2 separate regions of the Homo sapiens genome follow, and region 1 is linked to region 2. The links are chromatin loops, found by intact Hi-C in ENCODE. Cell type or tissue: GM12878. All regions are shown on one strand.

Region 1 (2,500 bases), 170 kb before region 2:
CTTGGCTCACTGCAACCTCCGCCCTTTGAGTTCAAGCGATTCTCCTGCCTCAGCCTCCTGAGTACCTGGGATCACAGGCACCTGCCACCGCACCCAGCTAATTTTTTTTTTACTTTTAGTAGAGACGGAGTTTCACCATCTTGGCCAGGCTAGTCTTGAACTCCTGACCTCATGATCCATCCGCCTCGGCCTCCCAAAGTGCTGGGATTACAGGTGTGAGCCACCATGCCCAGCCTTTTATTTATTTATTTATTTTTGAGAAGGAGTCTCACTCTGTCGCCCAGGGTGGAGTGCAGTGGTGCAATCTCTGCTCACTGCAACCTCTGCCTCCCAGGTTCAAGCGATTCTCCTGTGTCAGCCTCCCGAGTAGCTGGGATTACAGGCATGCGCCACCGCACCCAGCTAATTTTTATATTTTTAGTAGAGACGTGGTTTCACCATGTTGGCCAGGCTGGTCTCAAACTCCTGACCTTCGGTGATCCACCCACCTCGGCCTCCCAAAGTGCTGGGATGACAGGCATGAGCCGCTGCACCCAGCCTCAAAGTGTATAGTAAATATCTAAACAAATGAAAGGGACAAGATATAGAAGGAATCTTAGGATCAGCTGAGAGATAATTGAATACTTTCCTAAAAGAACACAATACTGGAAGGGATGGGGCTTTGTGGGACAATTGCTATTTTGAATTCTTAGGTGTCCAACTTTACAACCAAGGTTTACAAATATTTTAAATGGTGATTTAGTCAGCAGAAGGGAAGACTCAAATAGAACATAATTAGCTTAAGCTTACCTCTAGTTGTAGAGTATACAGGTTTTGACCTCAAAATTTGAAAAATCGCAATTTTTATCTAAGTGCAATCAAGTTTTCCTTATTTGGGGATGGCCATAATTGTCTCTCATGGCAACTCAACTGTATGCAACATTGAACCATCCTTTGTTGCAAAGGAACCTGCCTGGGCCTGCTTCCTGTTAGATAAATGGTCCCAACTGGCATAACTTACAAGTTTGGTACATAAACTATCTGATTACAATACTAACGCTATACGTGAGCAGGTAGTAAAATATGGGCATTTACATCATTTATTCACCAAGAACTGTAATTAGGCATTTTCTTTCTCTTTTATTATATTTTAAAATTTAATATAGAGACAGGGTCTCACGCTGTCCCCCAAGCTAGAGTGCAATGGTGCAACCATTATTCACTGCAGCCTGAACTCCTGGGCTCAAGTGATCTTCCCACCTCAGCACCACCACGCCTGTCTTGTTTCTGTTTTACATGCTCTTGGCTAGTTTCTGTTTCCCACTGGTGTTAGGGTTTTAACTTCTGTTGATTCACAGGATGCAGGTGGGGGAGAGATGGCAAGGGGGAAAATATGAATTTGATTACTCAAGTGGAACAAGGTGAAACCATTAGTTTAAAATAATTTTAGGCTGAAAAATTAAAATCATTAAATTATTTCCTTCATGCTGTTATTACACTGTTTTTGTATTAAAGAAGTAAGCATAAATATGAGGATTGTATATTATTTCTATTCTGGCTATTTTTAGAATCATGGCTAAGAATTGGCATGGATCTCAGAATGACTGATTTGGAGGCTTTAGCATCTGGTCAAAAATGAGGAAACATCTGGACAGACAGGGCAGAAGATTTGTACAAGGCCGTGGTCAGGAAGGAATTTCAGGTCTACTGTCTTCCATCTCTACATTCTACCTTTTAGACCCTTCAAAAGAATAAGTGCTTATTTCAAAAATCTGTGTCCTTGCTCATGTGTTTAAATAATGACAGTTCCTGTAGTGAGGATTTTTGTATGCAGATGTGACCTAAGACTAGGTCCAACGTCACTTACATCCTGCATCCATGTTAGACCTGTCTCTGTGCTTCAGGTTGCTGTCACTCTTTGTAGAGCCTGATGCTGTTTGTGATGACCTTGGCCTCACTTTCCACTCAGTGCCACCCTTCTCTGGGTGCAGTGTGCAAAATGAGTAAGTTGGCTGCCACATGGGGCTTCCAGGCTGTCCACAGTACCCAGATAGCCAGCACATTATTCTCATCCTAGCTGGACAACCATTGACCCAAGCTTGGGTCTCGGGTTCTTGGTGACAAGTTGTTATAAATGGAGAACCGATACCGGGGCACGGTGGCTCACGCCTATAATCCAAGCACTTTGGGAGGCTGAGGCGGGCGGATTGCTTGAACTCAGGAGTTCAAGGCCAGCCTGGGCAACATAGGGAGACCCTGTCTCTACTACTAATAAAAAAATTAGCCAGGCATGGTGGTGCATGCCTGTGATCCCAACTACTCAGGAGGCTGAACTTGGAGGTCGAGTCTGCAGTGAGGCTGTGTTTGTGCCACTGCACTCCATCCTAGGTGACAGAGCAAGACCCCCTCTCAGAAATTAAATAAATAAATAAAAATTTTTGAAATGGAGAACTGAGAAAAGGAACACTAATGCAGTTGTGTTCCCATGGAAGATAGTCAAACAAAGCTAAACATAGCTGGA
Region 2 (2,500 bases):
ATAGAGGGGTCACGAATGAACCTCCCGGGTTCAAGCAATTCTCCTGCCTTGGCCTCCCGAGCAGCTGAGATTACAGGCATGCACCACAATGCCTGGCTAATTTTTTGTATTTTTAGTGGAGATGGGGTTTCACCATGTTGGCCAGGCTGGTCTCGAACTCCTGATCTCAAGTGATCTGCCCAACTTGGCCTCCCCAAAGTGCTGGGATTACAGGCGTGAGCCACTGCACCCAGCCGAGGTTCATTCTTACACTTAATAAAAATACACATATCAGACAGTCTGCTTGATGATTTATATTTTTTGTAGCTAAGGTCTTGTCAGATCTGAGTAGAGCATCATGTTTTTCAATAATCACAAGAGCTAGCTTTTATTAAGGGCTTACTGTGTCCAGTGCTGTTCTAAGCATGTCACATACTGTATTAATTCACTTAATCCTCACAACTGCCCTCTGAGGTGGCAACTATTATTATCCCCATTTTGCAGATGAGGAAACAGAGGCCCAGGGAGGTCAGATAACATGCCCATATAGCTAGAGAGTGGCAGAGCTGGGGGGAACCCTGTCGGTCTGGCTCCAGAGCCCATTGTATAGCAGCCACCTCTGCCCACCCTGGCCTGGCTAGGCCTCAATGCCAGAAACACACCATTCTCTATCTCCTGGAGGGTAACAGAGCTGCCATTATCCCAGGAGGCAAGGCTGTCCCAAGAGCATAGACCAGTAGTAGGGTTGGTTGCCAGCTTCTAGGTGTCGCCTCAAGGCTCCTTGCTGCTTCAATTATTATTCTAATAGTTCTGAGCTAGGCATGAGGTAATCTGAGCTTTTAGACCTTGGCTATTTCACTGAGGTTTGCTGTGAGGCTTCAGTTTTGTCATCTAAAACAGCACTGTCCTTCTAGAGTTGCTGTGAGGACAGGAGAGGAGTCTGCCAAGCACTTAGCAGGGGCCTGGAGGGCAGAAAGCATTCAGTGATGGGGAGGAGAGGAAAGCTCACAGAGCCTCGGTCCACGTGGCTCAGCTCTGTGCTGGAGCTGCGATGCGGTCAAAAGACCATGAAACAAAACGTGATTTCAAAATAACTCAAGTCTTTCACGTGTGTTTCTCACACCGATAAGTGAACGTAGTCCTTCGTTAGACTGCACTCGATTCTCACGGTGGCCATGTGAGAGGCACAGTTCTTCTTGCACGTCCCCCTCCGTCTTCTCCCACACATGGCTCTCACTTGCTGCAGGGGCTCCCGGTCTGGCTCTCAGTTTCCGTTTCCTCTGATTTTTATCTCACAAATGGCTGGCAGGGCGGGGCTCCTTCCTTGGAGGGTGGGCTCCAGGAGGAACTGAGGAGAGTGTAACCAGGACCCTCATTAGGGGCCATGGGGGTGGGAAAGGTTGGGAACTCGCCAGTCATTTTTATCCCATCACATGAATTATTATTTTTGGCAGAGGAGAAGGTGTCTGTGTTAGTACCACAAACTGTGGCTTAAAATGACAGAAATCTATTCTCTTACAATTCTGGAGGTTAGAAGTCAGAAATCAAGGTGGTGGCAGGGCCATGCTCTCTCTAGAGTCTCTAGGAGAGGGGCCTTCTGAAAAAAGAAAAACTTCAGCTGAATTACATTTAAGAGTTTAATTGAGTTTAATTAAATGAACAATTTGTGAATCGGACAGCCCCCAAATCAAGCGTATTCACAGAGACTCCGGCGCAGCTACATGGTGGAAGAAGATTTATAGACAAAGGGAAATGATGTACAGAAATTGGAAGTGAGGTACAGAATGACCGGATTGGTTACAGCTCAGTGTTTGCCTTATTTGAACGTAGTTTGAACACTCAGCAGAGTATGAATGGTTGAAGTATAGCCTCTGGGATTGGCCAAGACTTAGTTATTGTTACAGGCGCATACTCCTAAATTAGGTTTTCAATTTTGTCTGACTATTAAGCTAGGTTACAGTTCATCCACAAGGACTCAAATATAGAAGTACAGAGTCCTTCTCAGGACATATATAGTTTGCTTTAACACTTCCTTGCCTCTTCTAGCTTCTTATCGTTCCTGGCATTCCTTGGCGTTTCTTGCCTTGTAGACCCATCATATTCATTTCTACCTCCATCTTTATGAGGTCTTTTCCCTGTGTATTTGTGTCCAAACTTTCCTCTTCTTATAGGGACACCAGTCATTGGATTAGGGACCACTCTAGTTGAGTATGACTTTATCCTAACTTGATTGCATCTGCAAAGACTATTCCCAAATAAGGCCACATTCACAGGTTTGGGGGCCAGCATATATCCTTTGGGGGAACATAATTCAACCCAGCCTGTAACAATGTCATATCATTCAGATTGATTCTGAGCTAGCCCATTCCCAGTCTAACATCTCCAAACCTGGTTCCCCTAGACCCTTGAGCTTGTCTGCGACTCTTGTCCAAATGAAGCTGTGAGGCGAGCTGCCCTGCTGACCAATGGCAGGGCCTCCCTTCTGGCTCCAGGCTCTGCACTGAAGTGCAATGGGCCAACC

What was found. Peaks named below come from ENCODE experiments on the same cell type or tissue, not always from the same donor. Only the 100,000 strongest peaks of a DNase experiment are listed, where the experiment ranks them.
Region 1: a loop joins it to region 2, with 4 times the contacts of the local background. A loop is called at or near these places in 2 of 110 quality-filtered maps.

The regions. Positions count from the first base shown.
Region 1 is chr2:62,139,680-62,142,179 of GRCh38, forward strand. No RefSeq gene overlaps it. Among named protein-coding and RNA genes, the nearest start is that of B3GNT2, 55 kb to the right of the region's middle. RefSeq lists an enhancer at 2,387-2,476. In GM12878, no CTCF peak of the experiment used is centred here; DNase peaks (open chromatin) are centred at 1,312 and 1,709; H3K27ac peaks cover 2,173 bases.
Region 2 is chr2:62,308,766-62,311,265 of GRCh38, forward strand. No RefSeq gene overlaps it. Among named protein-coding and RNA genes, the nearest start is that of MIR5192, 100 kb to the left of the region's middle. RefSeq lists an enhancer at 1,133-1,502. In GM12878, no CTCF peak of the experiment used is centred here; a DNase peak (open chromatin) is centred at 1,106; H3K27ac peaks cover 2,500 bases.